Linked DNA regions of Homo sapiens: region 2 is linked to region 1. A link is an interaction called in ENCODE POLR2A ChIA-PET data of the cell type or tissue named here. Cell type or tissue: B cell. All regions are shown on one strand. Each heading gives the region's core, and the rest is flanking DNA. Links, peaks and the distances in the headings are about the cores only. Region 1 holds the start of GFRA3 (GDNF family receptor alpha 3). Region 2 overlaps WNT8A (Wnt family member 8A).

Region 1 (10,550 bases), core at 1-5,000:
GCTCACTGCAAGCTCCACCTCCCAGGTTCACGCCATTCTCCTGCCTCAGCCTCCCGGGTAGTTGGGACTACAGGCGCCCACCAGCATGCCTGGCTAATTTTTTCTATTTTTTAGTAGCGACGGGGATTCACTGTGTTAGCCAGGATGGTCTCAATCTCCTGACCTCGTGATCTACCCGTCTCAGCCTCCCAAAGTGCTGGGATTACAGGTGTGAGCCACTGCACCCAGCCAGTATTTTCTTAAAGTTGTAATTAGTGGCCAACATTTAAAAATCAGATTTTAGGCCGGGTGCGGTGGCGCACACCTTTAATTGCAGCACTTTGGGAGGCCAAGGTGGGCAGACTGTTTGAGCCCAGGATTCAAGATCAGCCTGGGCATCCGAGATGGCAAAAACCCGTCTCTACAAAAAATACAAAAATTAACCAGGTGTGGTGGCACACTACTACAGTCCCAGCTACTGGGGAGGCTGAGGCAGAAGGATTACTTGAGTATGGGAGGTTGAGGCTGCAGTGAACTGGAATCACACCACTGAACTCCAGCCTGGGTGACAGATTGATACCCTGTCTCAAAAAAAAAATCAGATTTCAAATAAAACTATTAATTTCCAATTTGTCTTGAAAAATGGAAACACTCGGGCCCACATGTAACGGGTGGAGTAATGACTGCCCCCTTTTGACAAGTCATGCCTTTTCCAGCTTGTTATAGTCCATACCACTTTCTATTACTTGCCCCACCTCCTCATTTATACAGCCACTGCCACGTCTATTTCATATTGATTTGTTAGCAACCTGGTTTTGTAACTTTGTTTTCTGCTTCTTGGCTCATCAGAGAATGAGTAGCTACAGAATGGGTCAGATCAGGCTATGCCTCAGGGCACAAGATCCTCATTTGTTTCTCATCAGTGAGGCCCACAACCCAGGTATCCATTTTATAGTTGGATGAACAAAGAAAAGTAATGTGCACCAGGGGATGTAGCAAGTCAAGACCGAGTCAAGGCTAGAACCCAGGACTCCAGCCTCCTATCCACTTCAGAATGATTTTCAGTACATGACACCACTTCCCCATGAATCGGAGGTCTCCTATATGCTTGGCTTTAGCAGGCCCTGAGCAATGATATTTTCCACCCCCAAAGCCCTCTGTTGGTCTGTGCTCTTGAAGAGCACTTGGCTCTACATGGTACCTCCTAGATGACTGTTTTATGGATTTTCAATGAGGCTACTTAACCAGATGTCATTGCTGTCAAGTATTACTGTGGAAAATAGATCTGTCACCAACACTGCTTCATTAAACCATTTAATGAGAAAGGTGTTTAATGTTTTCCCCTGATCCTGACATGCAGCCATAACCTTTAGGATTAGTGAAATTTCCTGGGCAGTCAAATCAGACTGGTGATGTCTTGCTGCCCTGACTTACTGATGTTGGCAGGTGGACAGACCAGGGTTTTTCCTCCTTCCTTCCATATCTGTCTCAAGGCAGCATTTCTACAGCACTGCGTTGTGGACTGAGGTCTCAGGGCAGTGTGGTGGTCTCTCTGTCTCAGGAGTCCCTCCATTCAGTCTCTGGGCAGGAGCCGCATAATAAGATTCCACACACCCATACCACTCACGAAGGCCATGGGCCTTCCAGGGATCTCGGATCCCAGGCTGTTCTTCCTTGGGGGAGTGGCCTGGTTCTAAAACCAGGCCTTGAACTACATCTACAAAACATCTATTGTGGATTATTTATTATCCAAGGGGCAAGCCACTGTGCTAGACGGCTTGCAAGGCCTGCTATTGTAGAAGGTTATGAAACAAGTCAGTTTTAACGAACTTCTTTTTCTTCACCTGTACCTAGTTTCTTCCTCAGTCCTTAAAGCAGATGGAAGAGTTAAAGCCCACGTGGAGCAAATGACACTCTGTTTCTGATCTGATTCTCCCCGCCTCTTAGAGACGCTGTCTTGGTAGTGACCTGGCTGTGGGTTGTTCTGTGACTGTGTAGACCTACCTCAAAAGAGGGAAGAGGGGGGAAAAAGGGGCGAGGAGGAGATGCTTGGGTGGCCAGGCCATTGCTGGCACTCAGTCTATCTCAGTTCGTACACTGTGTTAGGTGTGACCCCAGCCCCTTGCAGGCACCCTGGGCTTCCTGCTCCAGTTCCCCTTGTTCGGCTCGGATGCACCGGGAGGCTGCTGCGCCCTCTCCGGACAGGTGCCCCGGGCCTCGCCTACACCTCACCTCCCCCTCCCACTGTACCCCCGGCCGGTGCGCGCTCTGACACTCACCGGCTGCGAGAGGCAGCGGCGACGGCGGCAGCAGCAGCAGCAACATCAGGACTACGGGCGGCAGCGGTCGCGGGTTCAGGGGGCGCACCATGGCGAGCTGTAGGCGCCGGGCTCCGCGCTCCCCTCGCTCCTCCCCTGGAGCTCTGAGAGCGGGGCTCCCTCGACCGGCACCTCCCGCCCCCGCCTCCCGCCCTCCAGCGCGACGCACACACTCTCCCACCAGGGTCCTGGGCGCCGCCCTCCAACTCCGAAGCGCGCGTCCACACCACGCGCCTCCAGCGCTGGTCCGAGGGACCGCGGGGGTGGGGGCGGGGGAGGGCCGGCGCCCCGGGAGCCGCCGGGCTTGGTGCGGAAGAGGTTGCTCTTTCCGAGGCGGCCCACCTGCTGTCTGACAAGTTCGACTAGCAAGACATTGTGGAAGCTGCCGCTGGAAACTCGCCATCTAGGAGAACCAAATATTTCTCCAAGAAAAGCACCCTTTCTCACTTTCTGGATCCCACTCACCCACACATCAAAGAACAGACACCACCACAAAAGAGATTTTGTAACAAAACTTGAACAAGCCAACACAAGGGCACTTGCATTTCTAGTATTTTTCTTAGAATTTGCACATCTATGATCTCGTTTTTTCCTCTCCTAAGTGTCTTCTAGGGTAAGATTGGGTGGTTATTAAGCTCAAGATGCTGCAAAGATGGGTCGCAGACAGGTGGAATGGCTTTGCTGGGGGAGCAGACCTGGGGCATTAGATTCCAAAATTCAGCCCCGATGGTGTCGTGAGGGAAGATGGAAGATTAAACTCTCCACTAAATAGCAGAGATTTCCTTGGACCAAAGCTCACTGAGGAAGGTGCCTGGAGAGACCATTTAGGAGCCCATCCTTTTCACATGATGAGACTTTCGGAGAGCAAGCTACTCTATCAGGATTAAACAACTAGGTAGAAACACATCTGTGCCCAGAACACAGGACGTCTACCCATAAGGATAAGGGTATTTATTGGGCCTGGGCCTGATTCCCACAAGATCCCAGGATAAAGCCAGAAGCAGAATGGCTTGGAAGAATGAGAACTAAGCAGCGCATAGAAAGAGAGAAGGAGAAGAGGGTGATGAAAGGAAGTGGAGGGTTTCATCCCCTAACCCTCTAACTTGACCCCCTCCTTACTTCCACAGCCAGCCTGGCAGAGGGCCAGCAGGGAGTACTGAGAATCGCAATATAAACCTCTGAGATTTATTGGCTGCTGCTTCTGAATATGGCCATCCTGCTGTGGCCTCTGGGGGGCATTTGCCGATGTAATCAGCCCAGAAAGAGAGTCATTCCAGCTGGGGGTGTAAATCACCCTTGGCAAAGCTAGGAGAGAGACATGTGGCCCTAGATAAGGAAGGAGACTGATGTGGCCTCTGTGCCCTTCCCTCCCTTCTCCTGCCCAGGGGGTGCTGGTTCCTGAGCTGTAATGCACTTTAAATGGAGTTTGTCCTTCGTTTTAATCTATATCTGCCCTGCCAGTTTTACAGAAGAGCTGTAAAAGTGAACATCTGGCTACTCAGCTTTTGTACAAGGCCTGTTTTCCCCCAGCTCCACCCTATCTCCATGTGCCTTTCCCAAGCCCTCCTCTCCAGAAAGGTGAGGGAACATGAAGCTGGGGGGCTACCATTAAAGGCCCCATGATGTCAGGCCCTCTACCCCATTGCCAGAGAGAAATATGCTCCAGGCACCTCATTTTCTCTCACACCTGCTATTACAGGCAGACAATCGTTTTTTGGGTTTTTTTTTTTGAAACTGACAATACTTAAGAAAGGAATTTATAAAGCAAAATGTAACAATTTCAGGCTCTTTGGGATGATAGGAAAGGGCTGAGACCCATGAACCAACAAAGATGTGAGGTGGTCAAGGGGTGTCTCCTCTGCCCTCCCCCTCCTCCAGCCCAAGCCAAATCATGTTATGGGCAGGAAGAGGGTTTGGGAAAGGAAGTTTGCTCAGGGTGCCTACTCTGATAGATACTCAGTGTCTATTCCAGGGCTGTCCCCACAGAATAGACCAAGAATGCAGTATCAAGCTGACGGGCTGGGAGCAATGACCAATCCCACCTGTAACAGGCCAGCCTTTTCATGAGAGAAAATAAAGTGTCTGGTGCATATTTCTGTCTGGGTACAGGGGTGGAGAGCCTCATATCATTGGGCCTTTAATGAGGATTGGAGAAGCTCTGCAAATAAATATGACTCCAAGACTAATATTGACAGCCCTCCAGCACACCCTCTCCACCAACCATGTCCTCTGTGACTGCCAACACCTGCTAGATAAGCAGCATTGCCCCTTGTGGACAATGACAAATGAGCCAGTCCTTTCTACAGAGATGATGTTACTCATCCATCATTCAATTCAATAATGTGTTTTGAGAATGATTATGAGCCCAGCTTTATGCTAGGTGCAAAATGATTAAGACACAAATCCTGCTCGGGGAGGGTGTTACAATCCACTGATTGCAACTCAAATGCCCAAAGACCCTGTATCTTATTCCACTTTCACTTGTAATCTCAATTTTCTCCTCTTATGGTCAGATTACATGGATTCTACCTTCTCTCAAGTCCTCTCTCTCTCCATTGAGCTTTAATTCCTGCTGCTATCCTAATCCAGGATGTTAGCAGTATAATAAATAGTTAAGACCACAAGCTTTACAGACTGCCTAGATTCAAATGCCGACACTAGCTGGATGACCTTGGGCAAGTCACTTAATTTTTCTGTGCTTCCATTTCTTCACCTGTAAAATTAAGGATAATAGTATCTATTTCACATTGTGAGGATTAAATGAGTATAGTATTTAAATGAAGGTGTAGGCTGGGCGCGGTGGCTCACGCCTGTAATCCCAGCACTTTGGGAGGCCAAGGTGGGCGGATCACGAGGTCAGGAGTTCAAGACCAGCCTGGCCAATATGATGAAACCCCATCTCTACTAAAATTACAAAGATTAGCCGGGCATGGTGGCACATGCCTGTATTCCCAGCTACTCGGGAGGCTCAGTGGGGCAGAAGAATTGCTTGAACCCAGGAGGCGGAGGTTGCAGTGAGCCAAGATCATGCTATTGCACTCCAGCCTGGGCAGTAGAGCGAGACTCCGACTCAAAAAAAAAAAAAGAAAAGAAAAAAAAAGGTGTAGCATTATACCTGGCATATAGCAAGCATCGAATAAATATCATCCCAGGTAGCATGCAGGAGTTAATTATTCTGTGTGTGAACTTGGCCAGACCCCACCACCCGACCTGCTGATTTGGAGCTGGAAGTGGCACTTTTTGCTCCTTTTGCTGAATATACTACTAGACCAGAGTGCTTGTAGGGATGGAAACAAAAAGAGCCATTTTTTATTTTTCTACCTTGTCAATTTCTTGAGGGCAGGGACTGTGTCATATTTTAACAACTGTGATACTCAGAATTGGCAACTCCAGATGCATATGTTTAAAGGAATTGGTGTTTCCTTAACCTATGCCTGAACAGAACAGGGAGAGAATCCCCCATGCCTCCTACTTTATACTCCTGATAAAGAAAGGGAAATATTCCTCCTTAATATAGTTTGGATATTTGTCCCCACCCAAATCTCATGATGAAATGTAATCCCTAATGTTGGAGGTGGGGCCTGGTGGAGGTGTCTGGATCATGGGGGTGGATCCTTCATGAATGGCTTGGGCCATTCTCTTGGGGATAAGTGAGCTGTCACTGAGTTCACAAGAGATCCAGTCATTTAAAAGTGTGTGGCACCTCCTCCCATAACTCCCTCCCTCTCTTGCTCCTGCTCTGGATATGTGACATGTCTGCTTCTCCTTCACCTTCTGACATGATTGTAAGCTTCCAGAGGCCTACCCAGGAGCTGAGCAGATGCCAACACCATGCTTCCCATAAAGCCTGCAGAACCATGAGCTAATTAAGCTTCTTTTCCTTATAAATTGTTCAGTCTCCCAGGCAAGCATGGTGGTCAGCCAGGCATGGTGGTGTCGGCCTGTAGTCCCAGCTACTTGGGAGGCTAAGGCAGAGGTTGCAGTGAGCCAAGATCATGCCACCACACTATAGCCTGGGTGACACAGTGAGACCCTGTCTCCAAAAAAAAAAAAAAGCCGGGCGCGGTGGCTCACGCCTGTAATCCCAGCACTTTGGGAGGCCGAGATGGGCGGATCATGAGGTCAGGAGATTGAGACCATCCTGGCTAACACGGTGAAACCCCATCTCTACTAAAAATGAAAAAAAAAAATTAGCCTGACGTGGTGGCGGGCACCTGTAGTCCCAGCTACTCGGGAGGCTGAGGCAGGAGAATGGCATGAACCCAGGAGGCAGAGCTTGCAGTGAGCTGAGATCATGCCACTGCACTCCAGCAGGGGTGACAGAGCAAGACTCTGTCTCAAAAAAAAAAAAAATTACCCAGTCTCAGGTATTTTTTTTCTTTTTCTTTCTTCCTTTTTTTTTTTTTTTTTTTGAGACAGGGTCTCACTCTACTGCCCAGGCTGGAGCACAGTGGTGCAATCATGGCTCACCACAGCCTCAACTTCACATGCTCTAGTGATCCTCCCACTTCAGCCTCTCAAGTAGGTGGGACTACAGGTGCACACCACCACACCTGGCTAATTTTTAAAAATTATTCGTAGAAGGCCAGACGCAGTGGCTCATGCCTGTAATCCCAGCACTTTGAGAAGCCAAGGCAGGTGGATCACCTGAGGTCAGGAGTTTGGGACTAGCTTGACCAACATGGTGAAACCCTGTCTCTATTAAAAATACAAAAAAATTAGCCAGGCATGGTGGCAGGCGCCTGTAATCCCAGCTACTTGGGAGGCTGAGACAGGAGAATCACTTGAACCCGGGAGGCGGAGGTTGCAGTAAGCCAAGATTGTGCCATTGCACTCCAGCCTGGGCAACAAGAGCAAAACTCCATTTTTTTTTTTTGAGACGGAGTTTCGCTCTTGTTGCCCAGGCTGGAGTGCAACGGCGCGATCTCGGCTCACTGCAACCTCCGCCTCCCAGCTCTCAGGTTCAAGTGATTCTCCTGTCTCAGCCTCCCAGGTAGCTGGGATTACAGGCACATGCCACCATGCCCGGCTAATTTTTGTATTTTTAGTAGAGATGGGGTTTCATCATATTGGTCAGGCTGGTCTCGAACTCCTGACCTCAGGTGAGCCGCCCGCCTTGGCCTCCCAAAGTGCTGGGATTACAGGCGTGAGCCACCGCACCCAGCGAAACTCCATCTTAAAAAAAAAAAATTCTTCGTAAAGACAGGGTTTCACCATGTTGCCCAGATGGTCTCAAACTCCTAGGCTCAAGTGATCCTCCAGCCTCAGTTTCCCAGTGTTAGGATTACAGGGTATTTCTTTATAGCAAAGGAAGAATGGCTTAATACATTCCCTTCTCTATGGCAGAGGTCACCCAGGTCCTGGGCTGAGATTGACAAGAAGCAATTGCAAAAAAAAAATTTATGTATATTTTTTGAGACAGAGTCTCCCTCTGTCACTTAGGTTGGAGTGCAGTGGTGCAATCTCAGCTCACTGCAACCTCCACCTCCCGGGTTCAAGCAATCCTCCCACCTCAGCCTCCTGAGTAGCTGGGACTACAGACATGCACCACTGCACCTGGCTAATTCTTAAATTTTCTGTAGAGACAGAGGTCTGACTATATTGCCCAGGCTGGTCTCAAACTCCTGGATTCAAGCAATCCTCCCACCTCAGCCTCCCAAAGTACTGGGATTATAGGCTTAAGCCACCGCACCTAGCCCAAGAAGCAGGTTTTTGTTTGTTTTTGATACAGAGTCTTGCTGTTGTCACCCAGGCTGGAGTGCAATGGTGTGATCTTAGCTCACTGCAACCTCCACCTCCCAGGTTCAAGTGATTCTCCTGCCTCAGCCTCCTGGTAGCTGGAATTACAGGTGCCTGCCACTACTCCTGGCTAATTTTTTTTTTTTTTTTTTTTGAGACAGAGTCTCCGTCACCAGGCTGGAGTGCAGTGGCCCAATCTTGGCTCACTGCAACCTCCACTTCCTGGGTTCAAGCACTTCTCCTGCCTCAGCCTCCCGAGTAGCTGGGTATTTTTAATAAAGACGGGGTTTCACCATGTTGGCCAGGATGGTCTCGATCTCCTGACCTCGTGATCTGCCCACCTTGGCCTCCCAAAGTGCTGGGATTACAGGTGTGAGCCATCATGCCTGGCCTGTTTGTATTTTTAGTAGAGATGGGGTTTCACCACATTGGCCAGGCTCCTCTCAAACTCTTGACCTCAGGTGATCCACCCTCCTCAGGCTCCCAAAGTGTTGGGATTATAGGCATGAGCCACAGCGCCCAGCCTCGAGAAGCAGTTTTTAGCTCAAAACATTTCTGTTCAATATTTCTTTACCTCCTGATGAATAAATACCAGTGCAAGGACACCAATGCCGAGCACACCCCCTACATAGCCTCATACTGAGGTCTCTGGGCTGGGGTTTTAGTGCCTGCTCATATCCTTATCTCTCAAGCCAAAGCAACCCTTATGGCCCTAAATTCTCAAGAGCTTACCATTGAGGCTCTTATAGATTTAACACCCAATACAGGGCCAACTCTGGAAAGGCACAGTGGTTTTTTTTTTTTAGACAGGGTCTTGCTGTCATCCAGGCTAGAGTATAGTGGATGGATCATAGTTCAATGCAACCTCAACCTCCTGGGCTGAAGCCATCCTCCTGCCTGACCCTCCCCAGTAGCTATGACTACAAGTGTGCACCACCATGCCCAGCTAAGTTGATTTTTATTCTATAGAGATGGGGTCTTGCTATGTTGCCCAGGCTGGTCTTAAACTCCTGGTCTCAAGGGATCCTCCCACTTTGGCCTCTTAAAGTGCTAGGATTACAGATGTGAGTCACTGCACCTGGCCAGGCACACTGTTCTTTGATGAAGGTTTGGTAACAGCAAAATCCATGAAGTGGACAGGCTCTGGAGCCATACTGTCTTGGGTCAAATCCCTACTCCACCATTAATTAGCTTTGAGATCTTATTACTTGACTAGGTGCAGTGGCTCACGCCTGTAATCTCAGCACTTTGGGAGGCTCCAATTGAAGACTAGAGCTCAGATTGCCTCCATGAAAGTTAGAAGGGAGAGGGCTGGGTGCGGTGGCTCACAACTGTAATCCCAGCACTTTGGGAGGCTGAGGCCGATGGATCATGAGGCCAGGAGTTCGAGACCAGCCTGGCCAACATGGTGAAACCCCTTCTCTACTAAAGATACAAAAAATTAGCCGGGCATGGTGGTACATGCCAGTAGTCCCAGCTACTCAGGAGGCTGAGGCAGAATCGCTTGAACCTGGGAGGCAGAGGTTGCAGTGAGCCGAGATCGCGCCACTACACTCCAGGTTGTTAACAGAGCGAGACTGTGTCTCCAAAAAAAAAAAAAAAATTCAAATTAGAAAAAAAAATGCAGGCCAGGCGCGGTGGCTCACGCCTGTAATCCCAGCACTTTGGGAGGCCGAGGTGGGCGGATCATGAGGTCAGGAGATCAAGACCATCCTGGCTAACATGGTGAAACCCCGTCTTAACTAAAAAATAAAAAAAAAATTAGCCGGGCATGGTGGTGGGTGCCTGTAGTCCCAGCTACTCGGGAGGCTGAGGCAGGAGAATGGTGTGAACCCAGGAGGCGGAGCTTACAGTGAGCCGAGTTCACGCCACTGCACTCCAGCCTGGGCGACAGAGTGAGACTCCGTCTCAAAAAAAAAAAAAAAAAAAAAGAAAAGAAAAAAATACAAAAATTATCCAGGTGTGGTGGCAGATGCCTGTAGTCCCAGCTACTTGGGAAGCTGAGGTGAGAGGATTGCTTGAGCCTAGGAGGTGGAAGTTTCAGTGAGCTGAGATTGTACCACTGCACTCCAGCCTGGGCAACAAGTGAGACCCTGTCTCAAAAAAAAATAAAATAAAATAAAAAAGAGTTAATCCCTCTGTTCCTCAATTTCTTTATCTTCATAAAGAAATGCTCATAATAATGAATACCTCTTTCACAGGCTTGTGAAAATTAAATTAGTGTGTATTTATATAGGAGTTTATATATATATATATATATATATATATATATATATATATATATGAGTTTAGAGATAGCCTTGTATACAGTAAGCACCTGAAAAATGTTAGCTACTATTGTTATTCCTGAAAATAACATGAATCAAATCATATAGTCCCTATACAATGAGAGGATATTACAAGAAATCAGTGGGCTTATATTAGGCCAGGCGTGGTGGCTCACGCCTGTAATCCCAGCACTTTGGGAGGCCGATGTGGGTGGATCACGAGGTCAGGAGTTCAAGACTAGCCTGA
Region 2 (5,000 bases), core at 1-5,000, 190 kb before region 1:
CATGCAACATGCCTGGCTAATTTTTTGTATTTTTAGTAGAGATGGGGTTTCACCATGTTGGCCAGGCTGGTCTCAAACTCCTGACCTCAGGTGATCCACCCACCTCAGCCTCCAAAAGTGCTGGGATTACAGGCGTAAGCCACCGTGCCCAGCGGAAATTACTCTATTTTTTAAATGCATGCCTATATTTGTGCGTTTGTACACACTGATCTTGCACTGAGTTGCATGAAATAAAAATGGGGAAAGGGCTGTGTGTTTGCAGCTCCTGAGGAAGTTTCACATGGCTAACTGCCATAAAATCTCAACAGAAAAGCTGAGACGTCACATTGAGTTGTGCCTCAGGTGGGGTGTGTGTCTATGTGTGTGTATGGGTGTGCACGTGCACCCATTTGTAACTGTGTGCCGTAGTTTGCATGTCATTTTTGAAGATAACATTCACCTGAGAATAGTTAGGGGAACGAGAGTAAAGAAGACGGAGAAAGTGGCTAAGCACGTGTTGGAACCATGCCTATAATCCCAGCACTTTGGAAGGCTAAGGCAGGAGGATCGCTTGAGTTCAGGAGTTCGAGACCAGCCTGGGCAACATAGCAAGACCTCGTCTCTACTAAAAATAAAAGTAAAAATATTAGCCGGCATGGTAGCATGTGCCTGTAGTCCCAGAGACCTGGAAGGCTGAGTTGGGAGGATTTCTGGAACCCAGGAGTTCAAGGATATAGTGAGCTATGATCACACCACTACACTCCTGCCTGGGTGACAGAGCAAGACCTTGTCTCAAAAAAAAAAAAAAAAAAAAAAGATGAGGTTCAAAAGAAATGTCTCCCCATGGGGTATACAGATAGAATAGGGAGTATGTAGAAATAAAATGTGACAATGTTTGTAAAGAGTTTAGTAAGATAAGAGTTCAGTAGGTGGCAGTCAGGATGATTATGATTATTACATGGCCCAAACTTCCCAGTCAGAAGCAGCAAAGGTCCTCCTCTCTCTCCTAGGCCAGCATCAAGCCCTGAGTCTCACTGCCTAAAGACTAGCAGCAGTGGCTAGTGGACAGAGGTCTAGGCTGGACTCTAAGAGGGCAAGGTCCCGATCCCAACACCACAATTGGAAAGTGGTCTTGTTCTCATCATTCTTTATTTCTTTCTTTCTTTATTTATTTTTGAGACAGGGTTTCACTTTTTTACCCAAGCTAGTTTGCAGTGGCGCGATCTTGGCTCAATGCAGCCTCTGCCTCCCAGGCTCAGGCAATTCTCCCACTTCAGCCTCCTGAGTAGCTGGGACTATAGGCATGCACCCCCATGCCCGGCTAATTTTTGTATTTTTTGTAGAGACAGGGTTTCGTCATGTTGCCCAGGCTGGTCTCGAACTCCTGAGCTCAAGCAATCCACCCAACTTAACCTCCCAAAGTGCTGGGATTACATTGGCCTCATCATTCTATCTCTGGTTTTTACTTTCCCCATTGGTTAACATAGGGATGTTCATTCCTGCCTGGATGAAGGAAGGAGGCTGAAAAAATATGCATTGTTCTTTCAAATAGAAGAGCATTGGCTGGATGCAGTGGCTCACACCTGTAATCCCAGCACTTTGGGAGGCTGAGACGGGAGGATTGCTTGCGCCCAGGAGTTCAAGTCCAGCCTGGGCAACATAGTGAGACCCTATTTCTAATACAATAATAATAGGCCAGGTGCGGTGGCTCATGCCTGTAATCCCAGCACTTTGGGAGGCCAAGGTGAGTGGATCACTTGAGCCCAGGAGTTCTAGACCACTCTGGCCAACATGGTGAAACCCCATATGTACTAAAGACCAAAAAAAAAAAAAAAAAATAGCCGGGTGTGGTAGCATGCACCTATAGTCCCAGCTACTCAGGAGGCTGAGGCACGAGAATTGCTTGAACCTGGAAGGCGGAGGTTACAGTGAGCCAAGATCGCGCTACTGCACTCCAGCCTGGACAACAGAGTAAGAGCCTATCTCAAAAAATAAAATAATAATTAAAAAAAAATAGGCCAGGCACAGTGGCTCACGCCTGTAATCCCAGCACTTTGGGAGGCCAGGCAGGTGGGTCACCTGAGATCAGGAGTTCAAGACCAGCCTGGCCAACATGGTGAAACCCCATCTCTACTAAAAATACAAAAATTAGCTGGGGGTGGTGGCATGTACCTGCTACTCAGGAGGCTGAGGCAGGAGAATCGCTTGAACCTGGGAGGCGGAGGTTGCAGAGAGCCGAGATCATGCCACTGCACCCCAGCCTGGGCAACAGAGTGAGACTCTGTCTCAAAACAAAAACAAAAACAAAAAAATGACCAGCCACAGTGGTTCACGCCTGTAATCCCAGCACTTTGGGAGGCCAAGGAGGGCAGATCATGTGGTCAAGAGATCGAGACCATCCTGGTCAACAAGGTGAAACCCCATCTCTACTAGAAATACAAAAATTAGCTGGGCATGGTGGCACGCACCTGTAGTCCCAGCCAGCTACTCAGGAGGCTGGGGCAGGAGAATTGCTTGAACCTGGGAGGCAGAGGTTGCAGTGAGCCAAGATCATGCCACTGCACTCCAGCCTGGTGACAGAGCGAGTCTCAAAAAAAAAAAAAAAAAAAAAAAAAGAAAGAAAAGCATCCTCTTAAACCCAAAGGAAGTGGGGGATAAGGGAGATAAACAGTATTATTTTTCCAAAGCCTCTGCTTTGGGTAATCAGGGTCCAGGTTTCCAGTCAGTTCCCTCTCTCTCTCCAAAGCTACCAGAGAGACTTCCTTCATACATGCTATCAGCTCTGCTGGAGTCATGTACATCATCACCAAGAACTGTAGCATGGGTGACTTCGAAAACTGTGGCTGTGATGGGTCAAACAATGGAAAAACAGGTAAGTTGAGCTTTCTAATGGGGGTGGGAAGAGGTGAGGGGCTACAGAGCTGAGTGCAGACTAAAGTCTTCCAGAGAAAGGCTGAGGGACACAGCTCCCTTAAACCTCAAGACTCCAGCAACTCCTTCAATTGTAGGATCTCCTAGCCTTACACTCTCAGAGTTGAGCCTGGGTCCATGAGTCTAGGTGTTAGCAAGTAGCTCTAAAAGCAACAAGGCAATTAGAAATGAGAAAGCCGAAGAGACTTAAAGCTAGCCCTGGTATTTCAGGCTTGGAATGGTTCATCCATAATCTAGAGCTACTCAGCAATTTACAGATTACCTAAGACACTTACTCAGATTTATCACTAATGAAGGAGGTAGTAGCCTTTACGAGATGATTGTAGAATAATGGTGCAGAATTCCAGAATGTTTGAGCTGCAGTGAACCTTTTTTTTTTTTTTTGAGATGGAGTCTCGCTCTGTCGACTAGGCTGGAGTGCAGTGGCGCGATCTCAGCTCACTGCAAACTCCACCTCCCAGGTTCACGCCATTCTCCTGCCTCAGCCTCCCGAGTAGCTGGGACTACAGGTGCCCGCCACCACACTCGGCTAATTTTTTGTATTTTTAGTAGAGATGGGGTTTCACCGTGTTAGCCAGGATGGTCTTGATCTCCTGACCTCGTGATCCGCCTGCCTTGGCCTCCCAAAGTGCTGGGATTACAGACGTGAGCCACCACGCCTGGCCAAGCTGCAGTGAACCTTTGAGAGCATCTGTTAGCCCCCAGTGTACCTACTTTTACTGTGGGTATAGAAGACTAATTGCTTATGGCTGGGAAGTGTCTGAAGGGTGGGCAGTTGGCTTTGGCAACAGGACTCCCACCCACCCCAAGCACCTCCATTTCCCTGTCTCACCTTCAGCCATAGCTTTACACTCTAGGGCTCTTGGGGGTGGTTTGGCGGGTGACTGGGACTGAGCATGGAGCTACACGGAGAACTTATTCTGTCCTTGTATATAGGAGGCCATGGCTGGATCTGGGGAGGCTGCAGCGACAATGTGGAATTTGGGGAAAGGATCTCCAAACTCTTTGTGGACAGTTTGGAGAAGGGGAAGGATGCCAGAGCCCTGATGAATCTTCACAACAACAGGGCCGGCAGACTGGTGGGTATAGGCATTGTGGCCAGTATTTCTACAGCTTCACATCTGCCCGGCCCTTCACAATTTACCAAGAGCTGTCTTATACGTTCTTTCCTCATACTACCCAGCCAGATTGAGATGGCTACCCGCATTCTCTGGATGACAAAACCAATTAAATCTGAGCCAAGTGGCTTGTCCAAGGCAACTAATAAGTGTCAGAGACAGGCAGTGAACTCAGATCTTCTCACTGAGTCCTCTTGTCATTGTATGTTCTGCTCTGCCCCTCCACACGCGGGCTTCTGAGAACACAGAACCGAGGCCTTGCTTCTATGACTTAAATTTTTATCACTTCAACTGCATGTTCTAGTAAATTAACAGGGCCTTGTTGTCCAGCCTTGTGTCCTAAAGTCTGTCTGGGCTGTGGGGAATTGGGATTGATCTAGGCTTCTCTGGAGTGTCAAACTCTCCCCCAAGACTTCTAGTGGGGTGGCAGTCTCTGGAGTATTCTGAACACAAATCTGGAAACAAGTTGGATTTAGAGCCAAAAGCATAGAAATTTCCTGTGAACCTATACCTAGATATCCTGGTTGCCCAGGGAAAGGGGGAAAGGGGTTTTTGGGCTTGGGGTTTTTTTGAGACAGGGTCTTACTCTGTCTCCCAGGCTGAAGTGCAGTGGTGCCATCTCGGCTCACTGCAGCCTCCACCTCCCAGGCTGAAGCCATCCTCCCACCTCAGCCTCCTGAGAACCTGGGACTACAGGTGCTTGCCACTATGCCCAGCTAGTTTTTGTGGGTTTTGTAGAGATGAGGTTTCCCCATATTGCCCAGGCTGGTCTTGGCCTCCTGGGCTCAAGCGATCCTCTTGCCTCAGCCTCCCAACGTCTTGGAATTATAGGCATGAGCCACCACATCCAGCCAGGAAGAGGTTTTTTAAGCAAGTACAACCATGGGTAATTCATTGCCTTGGGGGTATAAGTGTTCAGACTCAAGGAGCTCCCTCCCCTCTCAGAGAAGACCCAGAGGACAAATCCAAACC

What was found. ChIA-PET counts read pairs that join two places held together with the same protein. Peaks named below come from ENCODE experiments on the same cell type or tissue, not always from the same donor. Only the 100,000 strongest peaks of a DNase experiment are listed, where the experiment ranks them.
Region 2: POLR2A ChIA-PET joins it to region 1 with 6 read pairs; 2 of 35 experiments call an interaction of 5 or more read pairs at or near these places.

What each region holds. Positions count from the first base shown.
Region 1 is chr5:138,272,076-138,282,625 of GRCh38, forward strand. It overlaps GFRA3 (GDNF family receptor alpha 3), which reads right to left and starts at 2,546. Exons shown (of 8, transcript NM_001496.4): 1 at 2,259-2,546. The coding sequence starts at 2,349. RefSeq lists silencers at 2,269-2,458, 2,549-2,638. In B cell, for the core only: no CTCF peak of the experiment used is centred there; no DNase peak of the experiment used is centred there; H3K4me3 peaks cover 623 bases; H3K27me3 peaks cover 2,348 bases.
Region 2 is chr5:138,085,081-138,090,080 of GRCh38, forward strand. WNT8A (Wnt family member 8A) reads left to right here. Exons shown (of 5, transcript NM_001300939.2): 3 at 2,726-2,851; 4 at 3,847-3,989. Among named protein-coding and RNA genes, the nearest start is that of WNT8A, 3.5 kb to the left of the region's middle. In B cell, for the core only: no CTCF peak of the experiment used is centred there; no DNase peak of the experiment used is centred there.